Regions from separate parts of the Mus musculus genome. Here all the other regions are linked to region 5. The links are chromatin loops, found by intact Hi-C in ENCODE. Cell type or tissue: left cerebral cortex. All regions are shown on one strand.

Region 1 (5,000 bases), 110 kb after region 5:
ATAGGTACATACACATAGGATAATTAAAAATAATTTAAAATAAGCCTGCTTTTTTCAGAATTTATTTATTGAATGATAGACAATATATTTGGTTACTTAACATTGTAGTAGTTAATTGAAAGATGAAGGTAATGAGATATTTCAGTAATAAGATCTTTAAAATGTATAGATAATATTACAGTGATTGCACAATGTATACTTGCTAATTTTAAAAAAGAAAGGATATTAAAAATTGTTATTTATAAAAAATGGGCATAACTGGGTGTAGTAAAACATGCCTACCAGCTTTTAAAGGTAGATACAGGGGCATTGCAGATTTGAGTCTAGTCTGGACTCAGATCTGAGTCTAGCCCAGACTGTAGGGAAACCTGACTCAAAAACAGAAAAGAAGAAAAAAGGAAAGGTGTGTGTGTGTGGGGGGGCATACTTCTATACCATTTTCTCCTTGTGAATTCTGAGAAGAGCGTCTCTTCCGACCAGTAGCTGACGACAAGGAGTCCTTCATGTTTGGCATGGTACTGCTTCTATAGCCTAGATGAACCAGTGGCTTTCCATTTGTGTGTTCTTGCTAAGTGCCGAAAGCTGGTGTCATCACCAACACTTTTCCTTTGTGTGCAGATCCTCATTGAATTCTGTGCAGGGGGAGCAGTGGATGCTGTGATGCTTGGTAAATATCTCGGTTTTCTGTTTGATTCTTAAATTGTTCTCGAATTTCAACTGTGTGTACATAAATGTAATTTTAGAATTCAGTACAGTAAGAAATCAACTTAATTATATTTTAGATAAATGTAATCATGTGATGTTGAAAGTCTGTGACGGGAAAGTAATTTTTGTAGATATTTAGCTCTTTTAAAATAAATGACTTCATCTTTGAAAGATCACAGTGGAGGGATGCGCTGAGAAATACTTAATTATATAAACATTTATTTTACTTTCTCCTTATAGAACTTGAGAGACCATTAACTGAATCCCAAATCCAAGTAGTCTGCAAGCAGACATTAGAGGCATTGAATTACTTACATGACAATAAAATCATCCACCGAGATCTAAAAGCTGGCAATATTCTCTTTACCTTAGATGGAGACATTAAATTAGGTAAGTTATTTCAACATTTGAATCTGCGCTCTGAGATTGACAGTGGAATGGATGACTTGCTGCTGTTTGGCCTACCCAGACATGTAAACCAGGGAGAAGGACTGCCAGCTGTCCTGTAAGCAATGCAGTGGTTAAGCATTTGCCAGTCCTTAGCGTCCCTAAGTCTATGCATCTAATGACACCTAGAAAGAAAGTAAAAGAGGGCGTGTTCTGTTCAGAAGCATGGATTTGTAAAACACTAGTCAAGATTTCCTCCTGTACGTTTTTTGAGTATAGATTGAACACTTGTAAATGCTTTATATTTGGAACATAATATAATGCTAGACTAAAATTATCTTTATGACAACATACCTAATATGTTTTTGTTCCACTTGTTCTACCCAGAGCCTTATATTTCTTTTTTTTTAAAAATAAAGTGGCTTTTTTATTTCTTTTTAAAAAAAATGATTTATGTATTTATTTTATGTATATGAGTACACCGTTGCTCTCTTCAGACACACCAGAAAAGGGCGTTAGACCCCATTGCAAATGGTTGTGAATCACCATGTGGTTGCTGGGAATTGAACTCAGGACCTCCAGCACCCAAGCCTTGTATTTCTTAAGCAATTGCTCTATCACTAACACCCCATGCCGTTCTTATTTTATTTTATGGTATACACATTAAACCAACACATAACCTTAGGTTTGAAAGTAAAATAAGTGTAAGGATTAGCATTTAATTTTGTCTTTCATATCAAAGGAATAAATGGTGAATGTCATTTATTAGTTATAGATTAGATACAGAATTAGATGTAGATTTTTAGTCAGGATAGCTAAGTTCACACGTGGACATGCAAGGAGAAGATAGAGCCTTTTAAGAAGTTTTTCTAAACTGGACAATTTCAAGCAGTGCTGTCCAAATTTTTTTTTGGAAAAAGTAAAATTATTCAGAAGCCATGTTGATATTGGTTCCAGTGATTCTACCCATCTCATTCTACATTGTCACAGCGTGCAGTTGGACATGGGAGGTGCTAAATTTTATCCTTGTTGTGCCATAAAGAGATACAGAAATCCACGAGGAAAGCTATGTAAGGTTTTAGACAGGAGCCTTGGTGAAGCTTGAGTCATGACTTAGGTGCAGACATTAGACCGGGCCAGTCCCCACCCCAGGTCTTTCATGTGCTCATCTGACCTCAGCCCCCACCCCACCCTTTCCACATTTGTGATGACTCCCATCACCACTCATTTGTTTCTTTATGGGCTCAGTTATCCCTTTTTTATCCCCAAGAGTTTGAATTTGCTCATATAAATTTTGACTTTCTTTTGACATCTCTGTAAATTACATATTTCTTCTCTATTCCTCTCTTTACATAGTAGCATGCATTCTCATCGAGTTAGCATTGTTCCAACTAAGAGAGTAATATTTGATTGTTTGAAGGACAAAAAAGGAAACAAAGAAAGATTATCACAGTGGTTTGTGACTTCTCCAAAGTCCACAGCATGTACACAGATACACTGTGTACACGTGGGTTTAAATTCCCAGTGACTGGATGGTTAGGAGCATGTTTCTTAAAAGACTCCTTGAGGAGGCAGGAGTGAAATCTAAACGCTGGGTCTGGCCACTAGATGGAGGCTCCCCTTCAGCCGCGTTTGCTGATCCTGTGGTGATTTCAGTTCCTGTCTGTTTCCTTCAGGTAGTGAGTTCGTGGATAAGGCAAAGGCTTTTGAGGGGCTTGATGCGTCTCGAGTTTGATAGAACAAGTTGTTTTGTGCTGCATTATAAGCAGGTGTCAGGTACATTTCTGCTAGGACTCTTTTCTCACTACTGGGTCCTGAGTCCAGGTCTCACATGTGCCAGGAAAGCGCCTACCAAGACGGGCACCCCAAGCTTATTTGTCCTCAATACCCAGATTTTTTTTCTTTAAAAGAGGCTTCAAAATGAATTATATCATTTTTCGTCTATTATTTTTGATAAATTTATAATTAGTTAATTCATTCTTCATTACTGTAAGTTAACAGTTTTATAAGAAGAGGTTCTCTTTAGTTGTGTACTTGGGACAAAAGCAGAAAAATGTTTTATTTAGTTTTAAAGATAATTAGTTGGTTCTGAGTTCTAAGGTTAAAAGGTAGGCTGGACCTCTGATGAAATTACCATGGCACTGTTCTTTATAACTTAAATCAGAAACAGTAAAGCTCCCCATGTGTTCTTTGTAATATCATTAAGGGTTTTTATTTTTTATCTTTGTTTGTTTATTTATTTATTTTTAGATAATCTTACTCTGTAGTCTAGAGTAACTCTAAACTCCTGGTCTTGCTGCCTGAGCCTCTGACGCACTGTGATCACAGGTGTGCACCGCTACGCTCATCTTTTGTAGTGTGGTTTTATGATGCCTTTGCTGTCAGAAAGGCTGCTTTGGTATAATTTCTGTTTTTTTCACACTACAGGAAAGTATCTTCACTGATTTAACTGTTGCATGCAACATTTGGCATTTGTTTTGAAGTACATAATTGTTTTAATTTAGAGTGACAGTTTTTTCAATTCAATTCTGAGAAATTTATCATCGCTGTTATTTGTTATTTGAGTGTGTGTAGGTGGTTTTCAGTATATCTATGAAGGGAAATTTAGCAATCTTTTGGAAAGATGCGAGAAAGAAGATGGTTAGGATTAGAGTGGTCAAGATAGCTCAGTGGGTAAAGTGTCTGTTGTGGTATATGAGGTCCTGATGTTGGACCCTAAGAACCCATGGAAAAGCTGGGCGTGGTGATGGATGCTTATAGCCCATGTGCTGGGTGCTGGAGACAGGAGGAATCCTAGTGCTCCCTGGCCAGGCTGGGTTTGCCAAAATGGTGAGCTCCAAGCTCATTAAGAAGGAATGGTTTCAAAAGTAGGATGAGGAGGACTAGGGGAGAAGACACCGGACGTTGACCTCTGGCCTCTGTGAGCATGTATGTACACACTCTACATGCATAAACGAGCACATATGTGCTCTGCACAATACACACCAAAATTAAAAAAAGAATTAGACTGGCAGAGAAGTTCTTTGTTTTTACCTTTCAGTAAGGGAGGCCTCACTGAAGACTTGACCTGCTCCCCTTTACCCCATTGAATACAGTTCATCATACTTAAGCTGTCATTAACATTATTGTATGATTATTTATTTCAAGCGGATTTTGGAGTATCAGCTAAAAATACCAGGACAATTCAAAGGAGGGATTCATTTATTGGCACACCATATTGGTAGGTACTCATTTTTATGAATTTATACTGTTAGTTGTGTCTGCAGTAATTACTTTGTCCACACATAGTCATTATCCTGACTATAGTTTAATGACTATTATTTAAACATCTTAACTTTCATTTTCCTTTCTTTATAGGATGGCTCCTGAAGTAGTCATGTGTGAGACATCAAAGGACAGACCTTATGACTACAAAGCTGATGTTTGGTCCCTGGGTATTACTTTAATAGAAATGGCTGAGATAGAGCCACCTCATCATGAGTTAAATCCAATGCGCGTGCTGCTGAAAATTGCAAAATCTGAGCCCCCAACATTAGCACAGCCATCAAAATGGTGAGCTAATTTAAAAGAAGTTTTGTTTTTTTAAAGATTTGTTTATTATATGTAAGTTCACTTAGCTGTCTTCAGACACACCAGAAGAGGGCATCAGATCTCATTACAGATAGCTGTGAGCCACCATGTAGTTGCTGGGATTTGAACTCTGGACCTTCAGAAGAGCAGTCAGTACTCTTAACCACTGAGCCATCTCTCCAGCCTTTAAAGAAAGTTTTTAAAGAACCAAAACATGATGTTCTGTTCTTTTAGTTTGCTAAGGGTCTTTAAGTTTGGGGATGTGGCGCAAAGACTGTCAGTGAGGAAACTGATGTGGGTCTGTTTCTAGGACTTGAGGACCTGGGGAGATTGCTCAG
Region 2 (5,000 bases), 430 kb after region 5:
ACTTTGTAGTTTTCTTTTTCCTTCTCCCCCAAGTATGTCTTTCACAGCCTCTCCTGGCCGTGGCATGCCCAGTTTCAGGCTCCAGCAGTATTTGGCTGACAACTCGTGACCCTAGATACAGATTCCTAGGAAAATATAATAAAATCAGCCCTGGGAGGCAGGCTGAGCAGGTGAGAGTATCTGGCTTTGTGGAGAACCCCCTGCACTTCTTGGTAGAAGTTACTTGTCTAAAGGAGCCGGTGGGTGGGGCAGACTCTAATGGCCTGCAGGACTTCCACGACCCACTGAAGAGTGAGTGCCCGTGGCTTGCTATTGCTTTGCCTCTCGGGCTGGAAAGCTGCAAGCTAGAGAGTCTGCTCTTCTGAAGGTTCATTTTCTTGTCTCACTGGACGTCTCTGATGAGGACAGCACTCTCCATGATAAATACTGCCAGTTGCTGCTGTGCTATGAACATAGCTGAGCCGTCCGTCCATCCGTCCAGTCTGTCCGTCCGTCCGTGGAGGGTGCTGTTAAGAGGCTGTTGAATTCAGGTTTAATCGAAGAGCTCTGCAGAGGGATTACAGCCTGTGCCCACATTTGAGCTATCCCGCAGAACAAATAGGTGTATTCACCACTGTCACTGGTCCTAGAGTTTGTGGCAACTTCTCTGCTATTCTCCGACAGCTCTCTACCATTCACCCCTACCCTACTATTTGTGTGTGTGTGTGTGTGTGTGTGTGTGTGTGTGCTCGCACACATGTATAGAGTCCATGGAGGTCAGAGGCACCAGATCCCCTGGAGCTGTAGCTATAGGTGGTTGTGCTTCTCCTGATCTGGGTGCTGGGAACCAAGCTTGGTCTTCCCAGAGAGCACGTGGTCTTAAGCACTGAGCCACCTCCGGAGTCTAAGATCCCGCCCTTTTTGCAGGAGGCCTTTTGCAGCTGTCTTGGCATGTGTCCATGCTATTGCCTGTAGTTTGGATTTCTTCTATTCCTCCCACCCCCCTGTCTCTGTCCTTATTCTTTAAGTTCGACCTCCGTTCCTATTCCCGTGGCATCCTTGTCTTTCATATTTGAGAAGTCATTCTGTAGCCATTCACTCGATACTTACTTACTCTGCAGTGTTCTGATGTTTGCTTACTCTGCAGCGTTGCTGGATACATTGTTTGCTAGAGCTACATGCCTCACACACTAGTCAGCTGGGAATTGGTTCTGTCCTCTAAGAGACCAAGGAGCCCATATATCAGGCTGCCTGAAAACCAGGAATTTATTTCTTCATAATACTGGGGATTAGTAGTCTAAAATGAAGGTGTCAGCAAGTTTGCTGTCTTAAGTGGACTTTCTTGGCTTTCCTGTATCTGTGCTTGCTCCTGCTTGTATGACCAGATTGCTTCACAACCTTAAGGGCCCCACCTTTAAATATAATCTCGTTCTGAGCTATGAGGGGTTAGAGTGTCAACATATCATCCGGGGTGTGTGTGGTGTTTGTGACAAATCAGGCCCAACACAACTGAGTACAAGCCTAAGCAAGGCTTATATGATGATTGTTGGTTTTTTGCCGTTCAACTGCCTTGCGAGGAGGATAGGGATTAACCATGTACATGATCAGATCATCTGTTCCCATTATGAGATAGTCTACGAAGTAGAACACAGGGGATGGGAATTCTTGCCAGGGAGGCATTGACTGCGGGTGTGAGATCTGAAGGTAGGATGTGTTGGAACACGCTAGCTTGGGATGGGGGTGGTCCCAGATTCTAGGCAGAAAATGCTGAGGGTTCCACACTTCACATCTTCAAGGAACTAAGGTCAAAGGTCCAAGGCACACAGGGCCCTGCACCCTGGTGTTCTCATTCCATGCCTACCTTTGACTGTTCTGAAGAGTCTTTTGGGAGGGAAGGCAGCCCACACCATTTTTATTTTTGGGTTCAATTGGGGAAACTTGAGCTCCTTTTGTATTTTTCTCTCTCATCATATGTAGTATAGGGCTGGGCACATAGTAGGTGTTCGGGAAATAAGTGTGCACAGGAGGAGTGGGATTAGTACAATGCTCTCTTGGGTGCTGGTCCTCCAGGCTGTGAAAGGTGAGGACTCTCTGTAGTACGATGCCATCTAGTGTTCTCTGTGTTACTGCAACACTCGGGGGAACAGAGTGACTCTAGTTCTCAGGTCAGAAAATGGGGAATCAGTTTGTTCTATCATAAACTGAATTGTTACATCCATTCATCTATCCATTATCCATTTCCCCACCCACACTGATGTTGGTCTGGAGCTCGTCTGTGATCTGAACACAGCACACGTCTTTCTACTGCGTGGGGATCCCTGACTGCCCACTTTGGGATCTTTGTTTTTCCCAGATCATAAATCATGTTGTCAGAATAACTGTGTCTACAGCCTGTGAGTCCCTACTGTTCTTTCTGTGAGTGGGGCATGCCTGAAATCAGGACTTTAAAGAAAATTCTACTCATAATCCCAAGAAAAATTTACATGTCCCTTGGTATATAAGTGTAAAAATTAGGTTACATGTCAAACATTTACTGACAATGAGTCAAAAAGAAATTCACTTAAAATATTTCTGAGGTGTGCTTTTAGTTTTACCATATTTTAAAGGCAAAAGCAAAGTTGCATGCTGGTGGTTTTTTATATTTAGCTAATTTTGACTAACATTTAGTACTGGGAAGGATCTAAAATACCTTCAGTGTTTGTCAGAGTTGATTGATATTCTGGTCTTATTAATCACCAATACTAAGAATGCTACCAAACATACATTTGAAGTTTTAAAAATGCCAAAATTTTGTTATAAGCCACTTAGAAAATTGCTGGCAATTCTGTCCTAATCTCAAGTCAAAATTTACTTAATAATTTAAAAAATGAAACTCAGGCCGGGTGTGGTGGCACATGCCTTTAATCCCAGAACTTGGGAGGCAGAGAGAGGTGGATTCCTGAGTTTGAGGCCAGTCTGGTCTACAAAGTGAGTTCCAGGACAGCCAGGGCTACACAGAGAAACCCTGTCTTGAAAAACAAAAACAAAACAAAACAAAACAAAACAAACAAACAAACAAACAAACAAAAAATGAAACTCAAATAGCAATTTTAAAAACCAGATCTTCTAACACAAAGAGACACTATTGTGATACATGCTGAGAAATGCTGGCAGGGAAATATTAAAAATTACTCAATAATTATATTATTATGCTTCTTTAAGAATAGAAAACCTTGTGGCCAGGTGGGGGTGGGGGTGGGGGTGGGGGTGGGGTGAATGCCTTTCATTCCAGTTCTCAAGGCAGAGGCAAGTGTTTGGAGGCCAGCCAGGTTTACAGAATGAGTTTCAGGACAGCCAGAAATTCACAGAGAAAACCTGCCACCAAAAACAAACAAACAAACAAACAAACAAACCAAACAAAGCACACTAAAAACAAAACAAAAGAGACTAGAAACCTTCCATGTACAGTAGAAACCCTGCTATAACGGATACTAATTTTGAGTATGAGTTAATGTGCCTGAAATGGAATCTTCAGCATTCTTTGGAAAGTCATGGGTGTTGTTGTTTTGCTGGGGCAAACACATGAAGGAATGTTTAGCTGAAGCAGACACAGGTGAAAGGATGTTCTGCTAAAGTAAGCACGTGAAAGGACATGTGTTGAAGGAGTCTTTGCTAATGACACGCATGTGTTGGTCTGCCCACATTGCGTAGTTGAGCTCCATTTGCTGGAATTCTATAGAGAGAAACGCACCAAGAACTTCTGGTGGTGTGCTGCAGTTTCTTGCCACTTCCGAGGATCGGGCTGATTGCAGAGTGATGCCAGCTGAGACAGAAGTGTGTGCTGATGCAAGATCCCAGGAGAACACGTAATGTTTGGAGGATATAAATAGGACTCTACCAACAGTGATGGAGGCTGAGCTAGGCTTGCGATGCTTGTTGGTCTCTTGTCTTCGCTGATCTTTGATTCACCGAGAGAGGTACAGCTAAGAACTTCTTTTGGCATTCCTCCTGGTCCCTCCTGCTGAGGCTGAGGCCAGGTTGTTTGTGCTAGGTCACGCCACCTCTGCTGATTCATGTTTGCTATCCCAACTCTACTGAACTGGACTGCTGTCATATCCCTGAAGCGTTCGCAAATGGATCAAGCTGCCACTGCTAACCTGTGAACTAAACTGCCGATTTCCAGACAACACAGACAAGAGTTGCTTCAAAGGACCTTTCTAAACAGGTCCAATTCCTCTGTATCCTTTCTTTCCCAATACCTCTGGTGGGTGGTGGACGACAAGGGAGGTTAAAACATTTAAGAACCATCATTAAAAAAAATAGGTTTTGAAAACATTAAATTCTCAGGTGCCTCATGCTATGTTGTAGGAGCCATTCCGGACTTCCTGGTCAGCAGGATGGAAGTCTGTTCCAGGTAGTAAACAAGCCCATGTTTGGCGGATGGCCCGCCCTTAATCCCTGATTGGCTGAGCAAGCCTGCCTGGTGAGGTGATGTGACCTGTGGTGATTGGTGGGGGCGTGGTTGTGGCTGGAGTGGAAAAAAGCACTTGTAACTAGAGAGGCTGGGGGATTTAAAATAAGTAGCTGCCTGAGTAAACTACATTAAGAAGAACCGGTGGTTGCGTCTTTCTTGCTGGTCGAGTGGGACACGACACAATGTGTTTTCACACTTCACTAATGCGATGGCGTGTATGGGTCTGGCTCATTCAGAACCAATGTGCAGCGAAGTCGCGTGAAACAACCTAGGTAAACATTGTCAGAGGCAGCTCAGCCTGTTCCATGTTTGGCTGTGTTCATTTGGAAACCTTTTACAGCTGTTTCAGACGTGCGCTTTTCATACCGTGCTTCCATTAAGAGATCTGTCTCTTTTCCAGTGCCATGCAGATGGGTTTGAGAACTGCATGCAAGCAGGTAAACTTGGTGAGGCCTGTAGGATAAACTGATGGAGAAAGAGCAAACAGACAAGTAAATAAAAGGGGTGAACCAAAAGTTAGGACTACGGTTCTGTGAAAAAAAAAAAAAAAAAGACAGCAGTCCTCAGT
Region 3 (5,000 bases), 220 kb after region 5:
CAGAGGTCTGTAAGATGCCACTGGCAAGAGAAACCTAGACAAGAGCTTTTGAAGGTGTTTTTCCATTTGCATACAGTAAGAAAATGTCCGGGTAAATAGTTAGGAACACCTACTGAATTCTTTTTGTGCTGTAAATCAACTTTATCATGTGGGTTTTATTTAATTCTTCACCTAAATGGTTTATACTCATAAGTTTACAATCTTAAGGGGAAAAAAAATCCTTTGGATACTAGCTATGTCTTCATGAGACAAAGTTTCTGTCAATATAGAAAAGTCTATGAAATAAATTATCCTAAGTTCATGCTAGGATATAAAAACTGCGAAAGCTGCAAGGTTAGAAGAAAAAGAAATCGACTGAACATTTCAACTGTGCTTAAAATACCTTTATGGTTGCACAGGGAAAAAGAGAGAGGCAGGGAGCGTGGGGGAGGGAGAGGGAGAAAGACTATATAATATTGTTTTCTTACACTTAAAAGTGAATAATAAACCAAACCTTCATAAAGATTCCTAGGTCCGTGTCATCACCCATCAACAGTTTGAATGGAAGACACATTTTACCACTCCCTGGTGAATAATAATGGAGTCAACGGTAGCCTTGGGAATCGAAGAAACTGAAAAACACAGAGAAAGTCTGACTTCGGATGAAATTAATTACTATTATCCCTGAATCCTAGGACAAGTCTCCCATTGTTCTCTGTGGTAGGGTAAGGAGTCTTTGTTCCCTGGCTCACAAGGAAGCACTTTTAACTACTTGAAAATTTCATACGAAAATAAAAATGTCCTCTGTGACAAATACCAAACTCTTTGTAGGCAAATAGATTTCAGGTCACTAAAGACATGAAAATATTTCTCTAAAGACACATGGAAACTATAATGGTTACTTTTAGTCCCCGTCGCCCACCCTAAAGCTAACGGTCGAACCCAGGGCCTCATGAATGGCAGGTAAGCATCCTATCACAGAGCTGTGTCTCCATTTGTGTAGGGGCAATTTATACATATTCCAGATCTTTTGCATTAAATTGAGTATGGGAAGTAAAATACAAACATATGGGAAGACCATTGACACAGCACACAGAAGAGAGAATGGCCAACAGACACACATTTCCGAGCTAACAGGTTTTCCTGAGAGCTAGTTCAGAGGTCCTTGGAAAGCTTGGCCAGTCTTATTTTAATACATCAGTTTCATATAAAAACAAGTCAGAACATTTGCAAGGCAAGATGTTGTTTTCCTTTATGTAGTCAGTAAAAGCATAGCTCTAAGATTAGGCTGTAATAACAAAAGAATTTGGGAGCAGCTGATTTTAGACTTATAAAAACAACTCACCCTTACGCCTCAAGGCATCCTGAATATGAAGTGTGCTTTGTGCTTCAAGTGTCAGGGCAGGTAAGTCTGCCCTTTTTTGTAATGAGAGAACTCATAGGAAGGAAAAAATGAGAAGAAATGATTTCACAGACTGATCTGTGAGTTGGTGAGTAACACTTGTACCATAAAAATCATGCATTCTACTGCCTTCCCCTTAATCTCAGCACTCGGGAGACAGAGGCAGGAGGATTTCTGTGAATTCCAGACCAGTCTGGGCTACAAAGCAAGGTCCAGAACAACCAGGGGAGTTACAGAGGAACCCTGTCTTAAAAAACCATCAAACAAAACAACCTCCTGTCCCCAAGTAATGAATTCTGTTCTTGCTGTTTCTTAAACATTTAGGAGTGGAACATTAATTTATTAATGGTCACATGTGAAGGCTTGACGTTTTCTGGTATTTATGGCTTAAGTTGTGTGGACTTTTAGCTATCATAGCACTCTTTTAAAAATCCGTGCTTTTGGGAAAGGTAAGGGATAAAAGCTTGTGAGACATTGCTTTAAGTCAATTAGGGAATGACGAATATGCTTGACTAAATGTTCCTTTGGTGTTTTGCATGATTCTAGCTGCCTCTCATACATTATCATTGAATTTCCCTGTCTCTAGGAGGTGAATATTGTTCTCATTTACCAAGCCATCGAACTGAGGTCCACGGCCACACTACACTCCATTGCACAAAACAAAAACAAACCAAAGAAGAAACCGTGGTGCCAGGACTCTAATCTAGGCAATTGCAACATCTGCAGATCTAATCACCTCATTAAGTTCCTTTAGGTTCTGTATTTATTAACTGACCGCCTAGGAGTCTAATCAGTTCTTTCGGGTTACTTTAAAGCCACTATTAGCAGATATTCGGAAAGAGAGCTGTCCCTTATTACAAACTTCCCAGTGACTCACAAGTTAGCTCAACTTCTCTACACCCACGGCTCCACCCAAGCTAGTTCATTTTGCTGTTGCATAGCAACAGAACATCCTGAACACTAGAAGGCCGTGCAGCCTCCCAGAGTCTAGCAAGGGGCCTCCTGGGGGCCCCCAGAGCCTAGCAAGGGGGCATCCCGGGAGTCGAGCCAGGGTCTAGCAAGGGGCCTCCCGGGGGCCCCCCAGAGTCTAGCAAGGGGCACCCCCAGGAGTCGAGCCAGGGTCTAGCAAGGGGCCTCGGGGGGGGGGGGGCAGGATCAAGCAAGGGGTTTAGTTCTCAAATATCTGAATTCTAGTCCGAACCTGTCGGATCGACCGCGCCCCGCTTCCTGTTCTGCGCCATAATACACTTCCTTAGGTTATTTTTTTCTCAGATTTGACCAAAACATGTGAAGCCAAGCAGAGGTGGGCACAGACCAAAATAAGGGGGCGAGTCCGCAAGGCAGGCTGGGGATGCCCTCTACTGTTTATGCAGAGACACCCACATAGACTCCGAGCCAGCAGGGAGCCGAGCGGGCCCCGCGGTTTCCGGCCCTGCCACGTCTGAGGAAAAGCCTTTGCGGTGGGGAAAGCCGAGCCTGCCAGGGGGCGAGCGCTGCCAGAGGGCGGTGCTCTCGGGCGCGCCACCCTGACGATACCCACCCCGCCCCCAACCCCACCAGGGAAGCTGCTCGGGAAGGCAGCTGGCACCGCAACTCCCAAAGGCAGTGGCGAGCGGAAGCGCGCCCCCCTCAGGCCCCTCCAAGGGCCTAACATCGTTTTTTCCATGGACGCCACCCCACGGCTGGCGGCCGCGCGCGCGTAGCCGAGCCCTGGAGCGCGCCGGCCAGCCCTGCCAATCACGAGCCGCGCCCGCCTCCCGCCAGGCCCCGCTCCGCCCCGTGGCCCAGGCCCGCGGCCCGCCGCGCACGCGCAGTCGGAGCTGTACGGAGCACATCCGCCTGCTCCGGCCAAGCTAGCCAATCGTACGTCTCTTCTCCGGTGAGGCTCCGCCCCCGGGGCGAGGTCAGTGGGCTGCGGGCGCTCCGCTGGCTGTGTGTACGGTGTGTCGCCGCTGTGAGCATGGCTGAGGAAGGTACTGAGCTTTCTCCCTGGGGTTGGCCTGAGCGGCAGGCCTGCGGGTGTCTGGGTATCTGACGGAGAAGCTCTCTCCGGCGTCGCGGGAGCTCGGCCTCCTGCTCTGTGGGATAGAGGGCTTTCTGTGGCGAGGGAGGCGGAGGAGTGGAGGAGGAGGGCTACGGGGTTGCTGAAGAGAAGGGAGCTGGGGGGAGCGCGCTTTCTGTGGTGGGGGGACGGGGTGGGGAAAGGGGGAGCTGAGTGGGGTGCGGGGACGGGGGGAGGGCTTTCTGTGGTGAGGAGGGAGGGGAAAGGGGGAGGGAGAGTGGGCGGGGCTTTGTGGAGAAGATGGACGGGGCTGGGGAGGAGGGCGGAGTCTTTGACCATAGTAAACCCAAAGGGGCAGATGCTGCTTTCTGACACCTCGGGACTCGTTCTTGGTTCTAGGCGCAAAGCTTTTAAGAGTCAAGATTCAGGCTGTATTGCTTTTATTTACGAAATTATAACAAAAATTAAAGTTCTTGACTAGTTATAGTTCCCCTTCCTGAAACGCAAATTTTTGGGGGTGTTTTGAAGGGAAAAAAAGAAAGACAGTGAGATACTAGCTGGTTTATTTGTCGTGAAAGAAACAGGACTTGGTTACTTCCCCATGTGGAGAGGTAAATGGAAAATATGAGAAGAATTAGAATAAATTATAGCTACATGTAATTGGAAGAAATGGCTGACTATTTTTGGTGTTTAGTTCACTGAAGAAAATTTTGTTCAGAAAAATTGAGGTCTGTTTTGAGATAATTTGATTATCATTCGCGTCTTTTCTTTTTGATAAGGAAATCAGGAGTTCACTTCCAAGATGGAAAACTCATCAGATTCAGCATCGACTTCACCTGATGCTCCTCAGCCCAGTGAGAATCCACCATCACCACCGACTTCACCTGCCGCTCCTCAGACCAGTGAGAATCCACCATCACCACCGACTTCACCTGCCGTTCCTCAGACCAGGGAGAATCCACCATCACCACCGACTTCACCTGCCGCTCCTCAGCCCAGGGAGAATCCACCATCACCACCGACTTCACCTGCCGCTCCTCAGCCCAGGGAGAATCCACCATCACCCCCGACTTCACCTGCCGCTCCTCAGCCCAGGGAGAATCCACCATCACCCCATTCGAATAGTTCAGGAAAACAAGTATGGATATCTGTGTTGTCCTCTATCCCCCACCCCCATCTGTTCTGTTCCAGAGTATTCTGATAGTGCCAGTTTTAAGGCTACTGGAGTGTGAATTAATATGTAGCTCATACCTTTCTAACTGCCAAGATTTTCTTCTTGAATCGGTTCATTTTGTTTAATTTCTTATGAGGTTACTGCGATGCTCCAAACCAAGGAAACTTGAATCTGTACAGTATTTCTTAGGGGGAAGTCTTTGGTAGCAGGTCTTCTCCTTAGTTTATAGTTCTGAAGCATTTCTAGTATTATCAGGCAAATACTAGCTGCCAGTGGCAGGCGAAGTGTCTCAGTCCTATTTTAGTTAACCTTGCTAAAGTAAGACTATAGGTAGCCTCTGGATATTAGAGACATTGGTGATGCTCGCATGAGATTTGTGGAAACAGAAAGCCATCCATTGTACCTATCGTAGAAGCATATAGCCTTTATTTTTAATAGATTGA
Region 4 (5,000 bases), 290 kb after region 5:
GTGTGTGAGTGTGTGTGTGAGCATGTGTGTGAGTGTGTATGCATGTGAGTGTGTGTATGTGTGAGTGTGTGTGAATGTGTGTGTGTGAGTGTGTGTGAATGTGTGAGTGTGTGTGAATGTGTGAGTGTGTGTGAATGTGTGTGTGTGCATGTGAGTGTGAGTATGTGAGTGTGTGTACATGTGAGTATGAGTGAGTGCGTGTGTGTGTGTGTGTGTGTGTGTGTGTGTGTGTGTGTGTGTGCCTCTCTGTCTCTATGTGGTTCTTATTCTCTTTCTATGGCTCTTTTTCTTCTATTTGTTCATTTTGCCTATTCTGCTTTCTTTTTGTCTTTATCTTACTTTATTATTATTCTTTAGATGGCTGTTTGCTTTTCTAACTGGAGTCAGAAAGGGAGTGGACTCTGATGGGGGGTGGGGCTGGGGGAGGTGGGGAAGTTCTTAGAGGAGTTGGGGGTGGGGAAACTGTAATGAGAATATATTTGAAAAAGTCGATTTTCAATAAAAGAAAAAGAGAGAGAAATGATTGTAAAGAAAAATGAAATCATGACATCTTTAAGAAAATGGCTGGCACTGGAAAGTGTCATAGTAAATTAAATAGGCCAGACTCACAAAGACAAAATCTGCATTGTTTGCTTAACTGTCTGTTTTTTCTTTTTCTTTTCTTTTCTTTCCTTTTTTTTTTTCTTTTGTTTTGTTGCTGTTGTTTCTTGAGACACTTTTCTCTGTGTAGCCCTGGCTGTCCTGGAACTCACCATGTAGACCAGGCTGGCCTTGAACTCAGTGATCCACCTGTCTCTGCCTCCCAGGGGAGCAAAAAAGTGAGGCTAATGAACTGTGAAAGCAGAAACCGTATCTTGTATCTTGTGAGGCAGCAAAAGGGGAAACAGGAGCATGAGAGTGGAGGGGAGAGAGGCAAGCTAAGCACGGAGATGGGCAGATGGGCGAGAGCTTAGCAGGGGTGGGGAGGGGCGGGAGAGGAGGGAGCCAGGAGACCCAGACCAGGACCAGAGCAGAGCATGGGGGAGAGGGGAGGGAAGGGAGCATGGGGTGGGGCAGGGGTGGAGCAAGGGGCCCGGGAGAGGTGGGGTGGGGAGGGTGGGGGAGGGTGGAGTGGGGTGGTGGTGGTGGATGAGAACAAAGCATGAAAATGGCCCAGGAAACTCATCACTCTGTATAATAATGTTCAAAATAGTAGAAGAATCTTTGAGAATCTTGGGATAATTTTTATGTTCATCAATGTACTGCTTGAGAAAAAAGATGAACTGTGTATATAATGGAATATTGTGCCACCACCATCTAGAAGAAGGACGAGACTCCTCTCTAACGCGAATGTTGAGCATTCTCCGGTGCGGCTGGCGAGCCAGCTCAATTGATAAAGTTCTTTTCCTTCAAGCATGAGAACCTGAGTTTGAGCCCCGGAATGTGCCTAAAAAAAAAAAAAATCCACAGTGGCATGTGTACTGGGGAACTGGAGATCGCTGGCCCTCGCTGGCCAACCCGCCTAGCCCAACTGGCGAGTTCCAGATCCAGTGAGAGACACTCCCCCAAACAAAACAAAACACCCCCAAACCAAGGTGGATGGCATCCTAGGAAACACACACACCCAAGGTTGACCTCTGACCTTCACATGCTTCAGTGCACCCGCATACAAGAGCACACTTGCCAGCCTGCTCTCAGTATTTGAAGACCGTGAAAGTGAACACAAATCCTGGTCATTTTGTTTACTTGTGCATAAGACCGTCTTTGAAAAGGGAGATTGGAAGTTGGTAATTGGCTGCTCCTGGGAGGGAACTGTGTGAGAGGGACTTTCCCCACTACCTGCCTTCTTACTCTTTTTTTTTTTGAATGCTGACAGAGTGAATGTTCCAAATGTGTAGTACTGAAAAGCAAGGGTGTTTCACTTGCGCCCCCTACAGGCAGGTCTGATGATAGCGTGGCTAGTGCAGATGATGCTTACGTCACTATCTTCACTGGTGACTGGGAGAGGAAGGCCTGGTGGATCATCTGAGGGGACTCCACATCAAGGATGTTCAGAAAGTAGACATAGCCATCCACCGTCCCCACGGCAGCTGTCGGCGAGGAAGGGGAGCACGCCAGAGCTGTTGCCTGTTTAAGAAAAAAACCCCAGAGAATGAAGGCTGCTCCATATACAAGAAGCCTGCCGGGCTGGAGCATAGAATTTTTGAAAAGACCGAAAGCTTTGTTTGGGTCGCTATTTCTGTACAGAAAGTCAACATCCCTGAATCTGACCAACTGCTTAAGCAGTTGATAATTGGGGAAGCATCCTCTGTAAGAGCTATAGTGAGCTTCTCTAAGTAGCAGTAGCCAAGGGAGCCTTATGCCATCTTACAGGTGACATCAAGCGATGCTGTGGCAGTGTGGGCATCTGGCCGTGGTGATGCTGGGTTGGTCTCTCTGGGAGCCCTGCCTCAAGTGTTCACAGGGAACTACTTACAGCAGAGGCAGAGACATTTGGGCCCCAGCATCACTGGGTCTTTCCAACGATCATTTCCCTGTAGCGCAGTGGGATCTACCATAAAGAAATGGTTCTCTAAGCACAGGCTGGACCACACCCATGTTTCAGACCTGGTTTGGAGCTCAGTGAAGGCTGGCCAAGACCTTCAGTCAGTGGCTGTATCTGGCCTTGTCCAGGAGGAACAGGTTAAGTCCTGGTTATACAACCCCCCCCCCCCGGGGTTTTGTTAGATACTTGCTTCTTGTTTTCAAACAGAGACCTGATCTCTGATGGGTCTGATGGTGTGTAATGCCCCTTTAGTTCTAGAAATTCTAATAGAAATTGTTACTTTTCAGGGAGGGGACTTGTAATTGCAACTTGCAATATTATATGACATGGTACTTGCTTAGTGTCATGTTTTATGTAATTGGTATTTGGTATTAAGTATTTTATAATTGAGATTTTTAATTTGTAGGAGGGAAGGACTGGAACTTCCCTACCTTCTAAGATGCAAAGGAAGAAGAAATTCAGCACTATTACTATTCAGGTCTTTATATTTTTTTATATTATCTTATGCAAAATGTATTGTGGATTCTGCAGAGGCAATGGCATATTGAGAAAGATATCGTGGGTGTTTGTCCTTCTATGAAAGCCTTGGATACCCACAGAGAAGCCCCTGTCCCATTATTCCTAGGGCTCAGAGGGATGAATGAGACCCCTCTTTCGGGGCTGAGCTTTTGTTGGGTAGCATTGACTGTGCTCTTATTCATGGGGAGTACTCCCTGGAGAGATACTCTTTGAGGCCTCTGGTTCCCTACGCCCCGGCGCAGTGATGTGAGCTTGGCACCGTGGCATGTGGGTGTGACTAAATCGGGGCTTCTTAAACTCTACCTTTGTATGTGAAACAGCACAGCAGGGAGGAGTTCCAAAGACCACTGGATGTGAACACTGAAAGGCAAGTGGAGGCAGAATAGATATTTTAAGCATGGATTTATGGGACACACTTACTTGAGTCTTCAGGAAAATCCTGCTTGTACAATTGCAGTCTTCTAGTGATACAGTGGAAACTTCCCCAGAACTAGTGAGTGTCTGTAGGAGGAAAACAGATACACCGAACAAGTACTTGCTGAGCAGCTAGTATGTTCACCTGGGGGTCAGTTAAAAGCTACACTGTTTCTATAGGTTATTGTCATTTATAAATTCAACAGTGACTCTTATTTTCTGAAGGATTACATTGTGGTAGGATTAATTGTGCTAGGGTTACAGGCACAGACTATCATACCTGGGTGCCTTCTGTGTTTTTAAAAACAATTATCTTCAGCACTTAGGAGGCAGAGGACAAGGATCACTGTGAGTTTGAAGCCAGCCTGGTCTATATGCTGAGTTCCCTGCCCGTCAGGGCTACAAAGTATAGATATATTCAGTGGGTAAAGGCACTTGCTACCACGCCTGATGACCTGAATTTGATCCAGGGATCCACATGGTAGATGAAGAGAACCAAGTCCCCCAAGTTAACACCTCTTCCTCCCCCTTTCCCCCTCCCCTCCCCCTCTCCCCCCTCCTCTCCCTCCCCCCTCACACAATAAATGCATAATAAATAATAAAGATGTAAAAAATAGCCAGGCAGTGGTAGCACATGCCTTTAATCCCAGCATTTGGGAGGCAGAGAGAGATCTTCGTGAGTTTAAGGTCAGCCTGGTCTACAGAGCAAGTTCCAGGACAGCCAGAGCTACACAGAGGAAACCCTGTCTCAAAAAACAAACAAACAAAAAACAAAAACAAAAAAACAACCCAAACCAAAACCAAACAACCAAAAACTAAGAAATAAAACGAATTACCTTGAATAGGATTTAGATACTATAGTAACTAGGTTAGGAACAGTGAGATGGGAGACTAGATGTACGGCTCAGTGGTTCAATGAGAACTGTCTGCTCTTCTGGAGGAGTAAGACTTGGTTGCCAATGTTCACAGGGCAGTTTCCAACACTCTGCAGCCCAGTTCCAAGGGATCTGATATATTCTTTGGTTTCTGCGTGTACCAGGCACATAGGCGTGCACAGCCACACATGCAGAAAACACACACACACACACACACACACACACACACACACACACACACACACACACACACACACACAAACACTCCCCCACAGTCATACTTCAAAGAAAAAGCCCCTAGAAGTTTAATGGGATTATCGCCTAATGATGATGATGAAGCCTAGAAACAGCAAGCTATATATTGCTGTTTTAAAATCATTTTACTTTTAGAATATTTTAGGACTATAGAGGTTCTGAGCAGAAAGTACAGTAGACCCCCTCCCCTCACTCCACCTCCCACAGCGCTCCACTGTTAGCAGCTGCATCAGACCTGGACATGGGCTTCAGCATCTAAGTCCACACTGATACAGCTACTGGTTAAATCTATATTTTACATCGGGGCTCCTTCAATCTTTGTGTTGCTCGTTCTGAGAGTTTTGATGAGTTTGTAATGACTCCCATGGACAGTTTCTCTGCCTTAGAAACCTCCTCTCGTCTGTTCCTGCCTC
Region 5 (5,000 bases):
GACTTGTACAGTCAGAGGCTCCCCCAACCAGGACCAAAGATACCTAGTAGTCTAAATGACCGTTACAATATCTGTATAGCCAAAGGCTCCCCCAAGCTTTCATAACCAGGACCAGAGGTGGCTAATAGCCTAAATGACCTCTCCACTACCTCTATGAGCAGACCAGCTCTTCCCCTAGACCCTTAAGCTAATACATGTAGCCCATCTCCAGAACCCGTCTTCTTGGAAGAAATGACATGTGCCCTGAGTTGAGGTTCAATGTAATTATACCTTGTGCACCGGGGATTGTATTATACCTGGAAACTTCTTTTCCAAAATTACACTGGGTTTAAAGAATGCTGGCAGTAAACCCCCTGGCACCAGACTCCCCGAGGTTTGATCCAGGTTGATGATACCAAACTGAATTGAGTTTTCACTCTCACCTCTTCCTGGTTCGCTTCCCTGCCAGCTGTGACTGCCTGCAGGGTCCCCCTCACACAACTTACAGACAGTGGCAGAGCCATCCACCATGGTAGGCTCAGTTGCCCGGGCAGGGGCTGACCAACCAGTGTATATAAAACCTGTCACTTTTTTTTAAGTCTCTTTTAAATATTTTATTGGGGTGCATGTGTGCACGTGCCACGGCACGGATATGAATTAGGGAGCTGCTTCTTGCCGTCCATCTTGCTGCTTTCTGCTGCTGCACTGTGTGTTCCACGCTAGCTGGCCTGGCCCATGAGCTTCGTACCTGCCTCCCAGTTTGCTAGAGGGGTGCTAGGAACACAGGTGTGTGCCACTGAACCCAACTTTTCTGTGTGTTCCAAGGACCTGAACTCTGATAATCAGGCTTTCAGAGCAAGCACTGCCACCCACGGAGCCACTCCTTCCGAGGATGGAGTGTGGACCCCTTTCGTTTACTTTACGGGTGCCAGGCTATAAAGCGCTGCAGTCCCAATGTGCATCAATCTAAGAATGCGGCGGCTGAGGGGCCTGGGATTCAGTGTGGAGGAATGGCATTTTGGGACCATCCGTTCTGGCTGAGGCTCTCACAAAGCAGCAGACAGAGAGGCTGCCTATTGGTTTTGCTTTGTTGCGACAGTCTGTGGGCTGGAGAGGCACCTTGTTTTGGAAGCCTAAGGACCTGAGATTTCAAATCTCTGATACCCATGTAAAATCAGCCAGGCACGGCTGCAGGAGCGCCTGTAACCCCTGCACTGTGTGAATGTGGGGAGGGAGGGGTAGGCACAGGAGAACAGCTGGAGCACCTTGGCTGCCAGCCTTCCTCCATGCTCAGTGACAAGTCTGTCTTAAAAGAATAGGACAGGGGAAGAACTGAAGGAGCTGAAGGGGGTGGCAACCCCACAAGAAGAACAACAGTGTCAACTAACTGTATCTGGGACCCCTGGGGATTCCCAGAGACTAAACCACCAACCAGTGAGCATATATGAGCATACATGGCCTGGTCCATGGCCCCTGGCCTCAATGGGAGAGGATGTGTACAGGTAGAGACTGGGTGCCCCAGGGAAGGAGGGTTGCGGGGGGGAAAGGTAAGGTAGGGGGAGTGAGAGGGTGAGATGGGGAGCACTCGCTCAGAGGCAGGGGTGGGGTGGGGGGTGGGGGTGAAGAACTCTTGGAGGAGGGACCAGGAATGAGGGTAAGATTTGGAATATAAATAAATAAAGCAGTTTTTAGAAAGAGAGAGAGACAGAGACAGAGAGAGAAGGGCAGAAAGGGATAGAGGACATCTAAAGTCTTCCTTTCATTTCCATGCACATACACCAGGTACATATAACACACACACACATACACACACATACACACACACACATACCACACACACATACACACACACACACATACATACATACACATACACATACACACAGGAAGGGGGAGGGAAAAAGAAAGGTGAAATAGAGGGGTATGGGCAGGGGGAGAAAGAAAGCACATCTCATTGTGTTAACCCTGGCTGACCTCCTGCCTCGGCCTTCCCAGGGCTGGGGTTACAGGTCCATGCGACCATGCCTGCCTGTGCTGCTCCATCCCTGCTACGAATGAGCCAAACAGCATCCATTACTACCGTAACAGGACTGCTTTGGGGCTCGCTCTTTCCTTCCCTTTCCCTCCCTCCCTTCCTTCCTCCGTTCCTTCCTTCCTTCCTTCCTTCCTTCCTTCCTTTCTTTCTTTCTTGTCTGATTGTGGCACCCTATTGGTTCTGATCTCACTGGGTCCTAAACCACAGGGTAGATGACCTGGCCTCCCTCTACCTGTCTGTAGACCCAGCCTTTCCTTCTGGGTCTGAAAGGAGTGAAAGACTTCTCCAGAGAGAATAAAAATAGGAAGGGGACCCAGGGCTAACAACCCTTTCTGCTCCTAGGATCATGGTGACATAAGTATTTGTCATTGGCATATGTTTGCAAAAGCCAGGCTCTGGACGGTCACCTTGAAGACTCACAAGTTCATACAGACTCATGATAAGACGGATGCTTTCTTTGTAATTAGGGTGAATTGATATGCGAGTTATCAGACTAGATGTAGTTTGAGTGTCCAGCCACTAGGGGCCGACCTAACTCCACAAACCGGCACTATTTTTCTAAGCCATTTCATTTATAACTCAAGGGTTTCTTGAGATGACTGGATTTCGTTATTCATGAACTGTAATGTCTAAGAGCCGTCCTGCCTGAAACTGAAAAGCCTTGATGTTTGAGAAGAGAGTGAATGTTGACATTACATTCAGAGGCAGTGGTAAACATGGGCGACAAACCAGGGACCAGAAGCAGCGAGCGCATCTCAGAGCCGAGCGTGGTGGTTCACTTCAGTGTGCCCGAATCTCAGGGAGAGCTTGGTGGTTGGCCTCCAGCTTATCCCTACAGGACCGGACACCCCAGGGCTGTTTAAAGGAGCCCCACATGCTGACTCCTCTGCCCAGGCAACACGACATAGAGGAGAGGACAATGAGTCTCGGAGGACAGAAGCCCTGGCTGTCTCCCTCCTGAGTCAGGACAGAGCATCCTGATTCTGTCTAGGAGGGAAGGAACCCTGGGCGCACCGGCTCACCATCACAAAACACTTACGGTTTGGTTTCTGACAGTCTTCCTTAATGATGTGGTAGATCTTCTGCTGCAGGTCTTTGTCTTTGGTGGTTACCTAAAAGGAGAATCCAGAGAGGAAACGTGGTTTGAGAACACAGCAGTGTGTCACTCAGAACTCAAGACCAGCCTTCGAGGCGGTTCTACAAATCCCATAGCAACGACAAGCCTCCCCCATACGCCCTCCCTCAGTGATTCTGATGCGTGGTGGCCGCTGCAGCTCCGCTCTGCCCCTAAGGACACAGCTCTCTCAGGAGCTGGTTTGTTGGGGCCAGAAGGGAAAGCATAACTGGAACCCTGTGCCTTGAAGGGGCAACTGCCCTTTTCTACACTGTGGCCACTCAGACAGACACTCCTCTTCCTTGCCCAGTGTTTTTGAAGGAGCTCCCGCAGGTTCAAAGTTTCCTCCCTGTCCCAGCCTTCTTCCTCTCGGTCCCCTTCTTGTCTTATATTTCTTTAGTTCCTCTTCTTCTAAGCACAAGGAAGAATTAAAGAAGAAATGGGCATGGGGAAGCCAGCAAGCTAGAGAATCCAGCTTATCTACAGAAACGCTCTCTGCTCTTGTAGGCACACCCACAACCATGTTTCTCAACTAGCAGCAGGCTTCACCCTCAGCTACAGGCAGTAAATTTAATAACACTAGAGAAGAGAGAGGGGAGAAGAGGGAAGGGAAGAGGGAAGAGAGGCAGAGAGGGGGGGAGGGAGAGGAAGCAAAAGAAAAAGAAGGTGAGGGAGGGAGGGAGGAAGAGAAGAAAGGGGAAGAGGGAAGGAAGGAAGGAGTGTGTAAAAGGAGAGAAGAAAGAGGAAGGAGGAAGAGCCAAGTCTAAGCATGGGAACACAGCTGAAGAACTGGGTACAGGAAACAGCCATGGCCGCCCGTGAGACCTGATGACTTCGGACTCACAAGATTAGTGTGAAGGTCAACCATGGGTGCAAACAGAGCTCTGGGCTCTGCTGTAACTATGTCCCCAGCAGGGCTTCAGGAGAAAGGAAAGCCACAAATCAGGGATGAGTGGAAGGGAGGGGTCAGCCACAGAAGGGGCCGTGGGATCTATTCCTGTTTGACTACCCCTTCCAGCTCAGGGTGATTCATTCACAAGAGGAAGTGCCCAACCCTGCCACACCTCGCCCTGGGCAGCTGCAGTTGCCCTGGCTGCTTCCCAGGGAGGGTTGCTCTCTACAGACAGACCCTCACAGAAGCCAACCCAGAACAGAAGGAGGCACAAATCTCTAAGAGGGCTCCAGCTGAACTTAGTGTGACAATGGCCGCCATGTCCTGCTTGGCCCCTCCCATCCCGGGATGAGTGGACAGCACTGTGTTATACTGGCTTACCTCTCAACACTGTGGAAAACCCCTCCTACTTAAATAAATAAAACCTGGGCCTCTCCACAGAGGAAATGACCTGCTAAGTAGACCTCTAGCGAGTCTGCAAGCAGGCAGGCCCAGCAGCCTGTCTCCAGAGCTCTCATCTTATTCTGAAGCCACTTCTCCGCTCTGGACACGAGTGGTCCTCTCTCAGCTTACTGCCTCCAACATCAAAGGCATGCAGCAAGAGGCAGACTTCTACCTTGAAAAGATGGAGGCAAGCAAGCAGCCGTCCCGTTCCTCAGAAGGGAGGCTGGCAAGCAAGGCCTTCAGGGAGGCAGACTGGAGTTACCTGAAAGCTTTAACTAAAGTGTCCTTTGCTCCGGGCGCTCTCCTGCGTGAGCCGTCCTTGGAAATACCAACACAGATTCACACAGAGAGCCACACAGATCGAGTCAGGAAACACTATTTGTGACAGCAAAAGTCGTACAACCGTAGTGTCCGTCCGTCCGTCACAAAGGAATGGCTAGAAAGTTCTGGTAAATACTCCTGGTCAGAAAGAGTGAGGCAGACTCGCAGGTGCCGGGACACACGGGCACAGGGACAGACGGTGGCACTGCAGGCTG
Region 6 (5,000 bases), 120 kb after region 5:
TTTATAATAAGTATTTCTATATTCAAAATTGTACAATGCTTGAATAGATTGCATTGTTTTACAGAGTAAGAAGCGACAATATGACCAAGAAATTGAGAATTTAGAGAAGCAGCAGAAACAGACAATTGAACGGCTAGAACAAGAGCACACTAACCGCCTGAGAGACGAAGCCAAGCGCATCAAAGGAGAGCAGGAGAAGGAGCTGTCCAAGTTCCAGAATGTGCTGAAAAACCGCAAGAAGGAGGTAAGTGAGCCGCTGCTGGGAACCAGCACAGCCGCTTTTAAAATGCAAATTGCAGACTGAGGCATTAGGAACAATGGGGGACAGAACACTGCTCATTTATTTGTTCCTTTGTTCTGTCTTCCAAACAATGATAGGCTGGCAGTTAGTGAAGTCAGATATTACCTTCATTTTGCTGCCAAGAAAACGGGAATAAAAGAGGTTTCAGTGCCTGTCTCACTTAACTTTGAACTAAGTCTTCAAATACAGACCAAGCTGTATTGCATTCTGCCATCCCCTCTTAGTAATGCAATATTTAGGGCCTTCTTCAGAAATACGTTTTCAAGAGAACTTAACCTCTGGTATTTATTAGTAGCAGTCAGAATTATCATGTACAATTTACTCGACATTTGAATTTTTCTCCATTAGGTTTATTGATTTTTTTTAAAGACATTTTTGCCAAGCAAAAACTGAATAGCTTGATATTCAAAATAGCATCTCTTATTATACCTTTGGGAAAAAATTATGCAATTATAAAATGGTTTGACTTTCCTGAGCTACTTCCATGTTGTGTAGCTGATTATTATCAGCTAGTAAAGAGGTTTTCCATGTATTGTCCATTTGTTCCTAGATTAAAATAAAATACAGGCAAGCAATTTTCAGAAACAATTTTATGATTTGTTTTACATCTTCAGTGCAGGTGAAGGATTTCCATTTTGGGGATATAAATACCCCAGGGGAAAATGACTATGGTCAGTTCTATTAGGGTTGGAAGACAATAACCAAGCTAGGAAATGCATTTTTACTTCTGTTACATGTCCCAGTTACTAAGATTTTAGCCTCTGACTTTAGCATTTGATTAAGAAGAAAACTGGACAGCGTGTTATTAACTCTTAAGGATATAGTGAGGTGGAACTGAGCATTAACAGCAAAGCAAGGACTTGATGCTTTCCTTAGGTCAAATGTTGGTTGCATGCAGCTTTATTTGTGGTAGTTAGCATTTCTAAAAGGTTGGTTTTATTGTTGTAATGTTTTATACAGAGTTGCTTCATATACAATGATAAAAATCTTTGTTAATTGAAAAAAAATCCTGGGTTATTTGTTGAGAGGCTAATCTTTGTATCACATTAAAGGATTTAATTCTAGATGAATACGTCTGTAGTTACTGTTATTATTTTGATTTTTGGATGTTCACTAGTTATGAGATGGTGTTGTGTTTATACTGAATAATCTTATTGTGTATTTTTACCTTATTGCTAAACTTCTTGCAATTTGGGAGTCTTTTGCTTTGATTGGTGATTTGGTTTCATGAAGAATTACTGTTGGGAACTTTATGGATACTGTTAAATCAAAATCAGTCTCTTTCTTTGCCAGTGGCATGTGGTGATTTGGAATCTGGGCTCTTTTGGTGCTTTGACTTGTAAACACATGCTTGTTTTTCAGAGCTGGACTATAGAGCTTTTGGTGGGTGAAATTCACATTTAGGCTTTTGAAAAAAAGAAGGAATTAAAAAAATGCTTCATTTTAAAATATATTTGGTTTAGTGTAACAAATCATAGCTTACTAAACTTTAAGATTCCTTGTTACTGCTTTTAAAGCTGACCAGCTTGGCTTCAGTTTTCACCAAAGAGAATGTTATCTAATCCTACAAAAAGTAGTCAGCTATATGCATTGTGTCATACCATGTATGAAATGGTATATTTTATGGAAAAATCTTAATGTCCATTGATTTGAAGTCCCACTTGCTTCTTCCCTTCCCTTTCCTACCCTGTTGTCATGAAGTGGATCATTTAGAACTCTACCTTTGGTATTGTCAAGTCAGTGGTAAAGTTTGCACTTTATAAATGACATTAGCTTTCCATGTGCTTAGTCCTAAACATCTGGATAGGTACGTCTGTAATTTCTGAGTCTATCGCTGTCCTCTCAGCCATAGTGCTGTGAGCGCTGCTTCTCTGGTGAATACACGAGGGCACAGTCAAGCAAGTGTGCTGTCCTGCCTCTTTCTGCACCGAGATTAAGCATGCTCTGTAGTTTTGCTCTTTCCCACCAACTAATGCTTCTGCTGATGCATGGTGAAAGGAATCTTTTTAACAGCTTTAGTCTTGATCTGTAGCTTTCTGCTCACACGCACACGCTTTCTGTGGAGGAAGTGTCATTCCCCACCGCCCGCGTGCTTGTGTACTGTAGGTTATGAATGAAGTGGAGAAAGCCCCCAGAGAGCTGAGGAGGGAGCTCACGAAGCGCAGGAAAGAGGAGCTTGCGCAGAGCCAGCACGCTCAGGTAACAGCAGCAGCTGCAGGCCACTCAACCAGAGAGCAGCCTTTCTCCTTCCTGCCTTAGCAAACCATGGGTGAAAGAGGAGATTTTAGCTGTAATCACCATTTAGTGTTGAGCTTTCCCCCGTCTGTTGATACCCAGCATCTTTTTTTTTTTTTCTTAAGTATGTTGAATTTATACTTGGTGACCTTTAAATTGCTAATATGAATAACTGAAATGTTTAGAAAGTTGATTACATAAAAGAAATGAATGCCTTAGGGTAATGCCTACTGTTTGCTGATTTTATCATGATGGAAGCGCTTGGGTCTAAGTAGTGGTTGCAGTGCTTGCTAGAAGACCTTTAGGAGAGAAGTGGAGGGTAATATATAACCCTGTGCTTAGAAAAAGAATGACTGGGAAGGCGAGATGGCTCAGCGGTCAGGCAAGAGCACTGACCGGTTTTCTGAAGGTCCTGAGTTCAATTCCCAGCAACCACATAGTGGCTCACAACCACCCGTAATGAGATCTGACGCCCTCTTCTGACGACTTCTGAAGTCAGCTACATCGTACTTATGAATAATAATAAATCTTTGGGCCGGAGCAGAGTTGACCAGAGCAAGCAGGGCCTACCAGAGCGAGCAGAGGTCCTAAAATTCAATTCCCAACAACCACATGAAGGCTCACAATCATCTGTATAGCTGCAGTGTACTTACAAACATAAAATAAATAAATCTTTTTTAAAATAAAAAGAAAAGAAAAAGAATGACTATTTGAAAACCATTTAGAATAAAAATGGTAAATTTTATTATTAAATGGTAGATCAAACATTGTTGCTTTTTAAAAGATCAACAACATAATCAACTTTAAAAACATTTTTAGTATATTTATTTTTGGTTTAGAATCTAACAGTTACGTAAACAGCATATTTTTTCTTTTTACAAGATGGATGAATTAACCAAATAAATGTTTTAACAAAATTTCCATGTTACCTCAATATATTATTGTCTTAATGTGGTTTTATGTGATAACAAATGATTTTTAAATTTTTGGACTTTGTAGGATCCTAGAAAGAAATACATAAGTATCAAAAATCCATTAGGAACCATGTCATAGACTGGTACTAAAGTGTGAGTGACGTGTGTGTGTGTGTGTGTGTGTGTGTGTGTGTGTGTGTGTGTATGCACGTGCATTTGCAGTAAAGATATTTTAAAACTACTGTTTGCCTATTGTCATTTCAGAGCTGATAATATTTTAATTCTGTGGGAAAAAGGGGAACTATGATTGTAGAATTTACAATTTTAATAAACTCAGGTGAATATAACTACTGTTTTTCTAGCTATAAGCCATTGAGGCACTTGTTCTTGTCCTGGAGCGGGATGACTAATTGAAGGAAATGGTGACAGACATAGGGTTTGCCATGTACCTAACACTTTTCTGATGCTGCAGTCTCACGTGAGCATCACTCTGTCTTAGAGGTGAGGAAGAAGCCCTGGGAGGTGGGATGACCCGTCACACACTGACATGTCTGGCAAGTGGTAAAACCAGGATTCCTGTGCAGACAACCTCAGCTCCAGGTTTATACAGTGGATCGCCACATAGCACACAGGCTTGCCACGTGCTTAGCCATCTGCTTTTGTGTTTATTACTGGGTGTTTTTTGTAAACAAAGTGAAAAGGAAGTCCTTGCTGGCTACACATATACTTCTGGTTAGTTTAGATTTCAAGCTAGATAAATAAGAGCAATATAGTTTTGCTTTAAAAAGGACAAAAAGATGGTTTTAGTTCTATCAATGGTAAGAGTTGAGAATTTATTGTTGAGTGAATTGAGTAATCCTATATTTTAATTTTAGCTTACCTTTTTAATGACTTCATGTAATTTAGGGAGCAGGTTTATATTTTCTCATGAAAGATAAAGTAGTTGGTATATTCTTTCTGTAAATTTAAGGGTTTAGAATGTAGCATTTCAAATGTATTTATTTCTTTGATAAATGTATTAAAACCTGGTAATTTTGCAGTCTGTTTTAGACTTTTAGAGTTGTTAAATCATGGCTGTACAGCCACAGAGCTGGTCCATATTTGACACCCAGACCCCAGGTTTTTCACTTCTCATAGGAACGTTTTCTCAAAGGTAAGGGCCGCTTCCCTGTGGACTAAAGAGAAGGATTTTTTTCTTTTCCTTGTCACACCCTTCTTCTCCCCCTTTTCTTCTCTCTTCCTCTCTCCTTCCCTCCCTTTGTTTCTTTCCTATTTCTTTAATTTGTGTTTTTTTTAAGAGGATAACATTTTTTAAGAGTTGTCATATGGAGCCTCAGCAGGTGCTGTACCCACTCAAGTGGCTTGTAAGCCTAAGAACACCACTTTAACCTGATTTATAAGCATCTATCTACCTACCTACCTACCTACCTACCATCCGTCTACATATCTATCATTTATCTATTATCTCTCCTAGCTATCGTCTATCTATTAATTATGTATCTATCTCTATCATCTATCTTTCTGTCTTTCAGTCAGTCATCTATGTGGAC

Evidence for each region. Peaks named below come from ENCODE experiments on the same cell type or tissue, not always from the same donor. Only the 100,000 strongest peaks of a DNase experiment are listed, where the experiment ranks them.
Region 1: a loop joins it to region 5, with 5 times the contacts of the local background. A loop is called at or near these places in 14 of 42 quality-filtered maps.
Region 2: a loop joins it to region 5, with 3 times the contacts of the local background. A loop is called at or near these places in 6 of 42 quality-filtered maps.
Region 3: it touches region 5 in a loop (9-fold over the local background); 17 of 42 quality-filtered maps call a loop at or near these places.
Region 4: a loop joins it to region 5, with 3 times the contacts of the local background. A loop is called at or near these places in 11 of 42 quality-filtered maps.
Region 6: it touches region 5 in a loop (4-fold over the local background); 14 of 42 quality-filtered maps call a loop at or near these places.

What each region holds. Positions count from the first base shown.
Region 1 is chr19:47,610,957-47,615,956 of GRCm38, forward strand. It overlaps Slk (STE20-like kinase), which reads left to right. Exons shown (of 18, transcript NM_001164639.1): 3 at 619-667; 4 at 946-1,095; 5 at 4,240-4,312; 6 at 4,450-4,644. Among named protein-coding and RNA genes, the nearest start is that of Gm16068, 6.2 kb to the left of the region's middle. In left cerebral cortex, a CTCF peak has its summit at 2,703 (motif pointing right); no DNase peak of the experiment used is centred here.
Region 2 is chr19:47,930,366-47,935,365 of GRCm38, forward strand. No RefSeq gene overlaps it. Among named protein-coding and RNA genes, the nearest start is that of Cfap58, 4.8 kb to the right of the region's middle. In left cerebral cortex, a CTCF peak has its summit at 2,089 (motif pointing left); a DNase peak (open chromatin) is centred at 2,077.
Region 3 is chr19:47,728,468-47,733,467 of GRCm38, forward strand. It overlaps Sfr1 (SWI5 dependent recombination repair 1), which reads left to right and starts at 3,289. Exons shown (of 4, transcript NM_026377.2): 1 at 3,289-3,354; 2 at 4,163-4,521. The coding sequence starts at 3,342. In left cerebral cortex, CTCF peaks have their summits at 3,007, 3,913 and 4,116; DNase peaks (open chromatin) are centred at 2,313, 3,159 and 3,681; H3K4me3 peaks cover 1,986 bases; H3K27ac peaks cover 1,146 bases.
Region 4 is chr19:47,793,646-47,798,645 of GRCm38, forward strand. Cfap43 (cilia and flagella associated protein 43) reads right to left here. Exons shown (of 38, transcript NM_027559.2): 10 at 3,464-3,544; 11 at 1,958-2,106. Among named protein-coding and RNA genes, the nearest start is that of Mir8090, 41 kb to the left of the region's middle. In left cerebral cortex, a CTCF peak has its summit at 1,923 (motif pointing left); a DNase peak (open chromatin) is centred at 1,925.
Region 5 is chr19:47,504,753-47,509,752 of GRCm38, forward strand. It overlaps Stn1 (STN1, CST complex subunit), which reads right to left. Exons shown (of 10, transcript NM_175360.3): 9 at 3,054-3,126. Among named protein-coding and RNA genes, the nearest start is that of Gm19557, 5.7 kb to the right of the region's middle. In left cerebral cortex, a CTCF peak has its summit at 2,530 (motif pointing right); DNase peaks (open chromatin) are centred at 2,571, 3,190 and 3,557; H3K4me3 peaks cover 1,662 bases; H3K27ac peaks cover 1,242 bases.
Region 6 is chr19:47,625,241-47,630,240 of GRCm38, forward strand. Slk (STE20-like kinase) reads left to right here. Exons shown (of 18, transcript NM_001164639.1): 12 at 65-244. Among named protein-coding and RNA genes, the nearest start is that of Gm16068, 21 kb to the left of the region's middle. In left cerebral cortex, no CTCF peak of the experiment used is centred here; a DNase peak (open chromatin) is centred at 2,375; H3K27ac peaks cover 489 bases.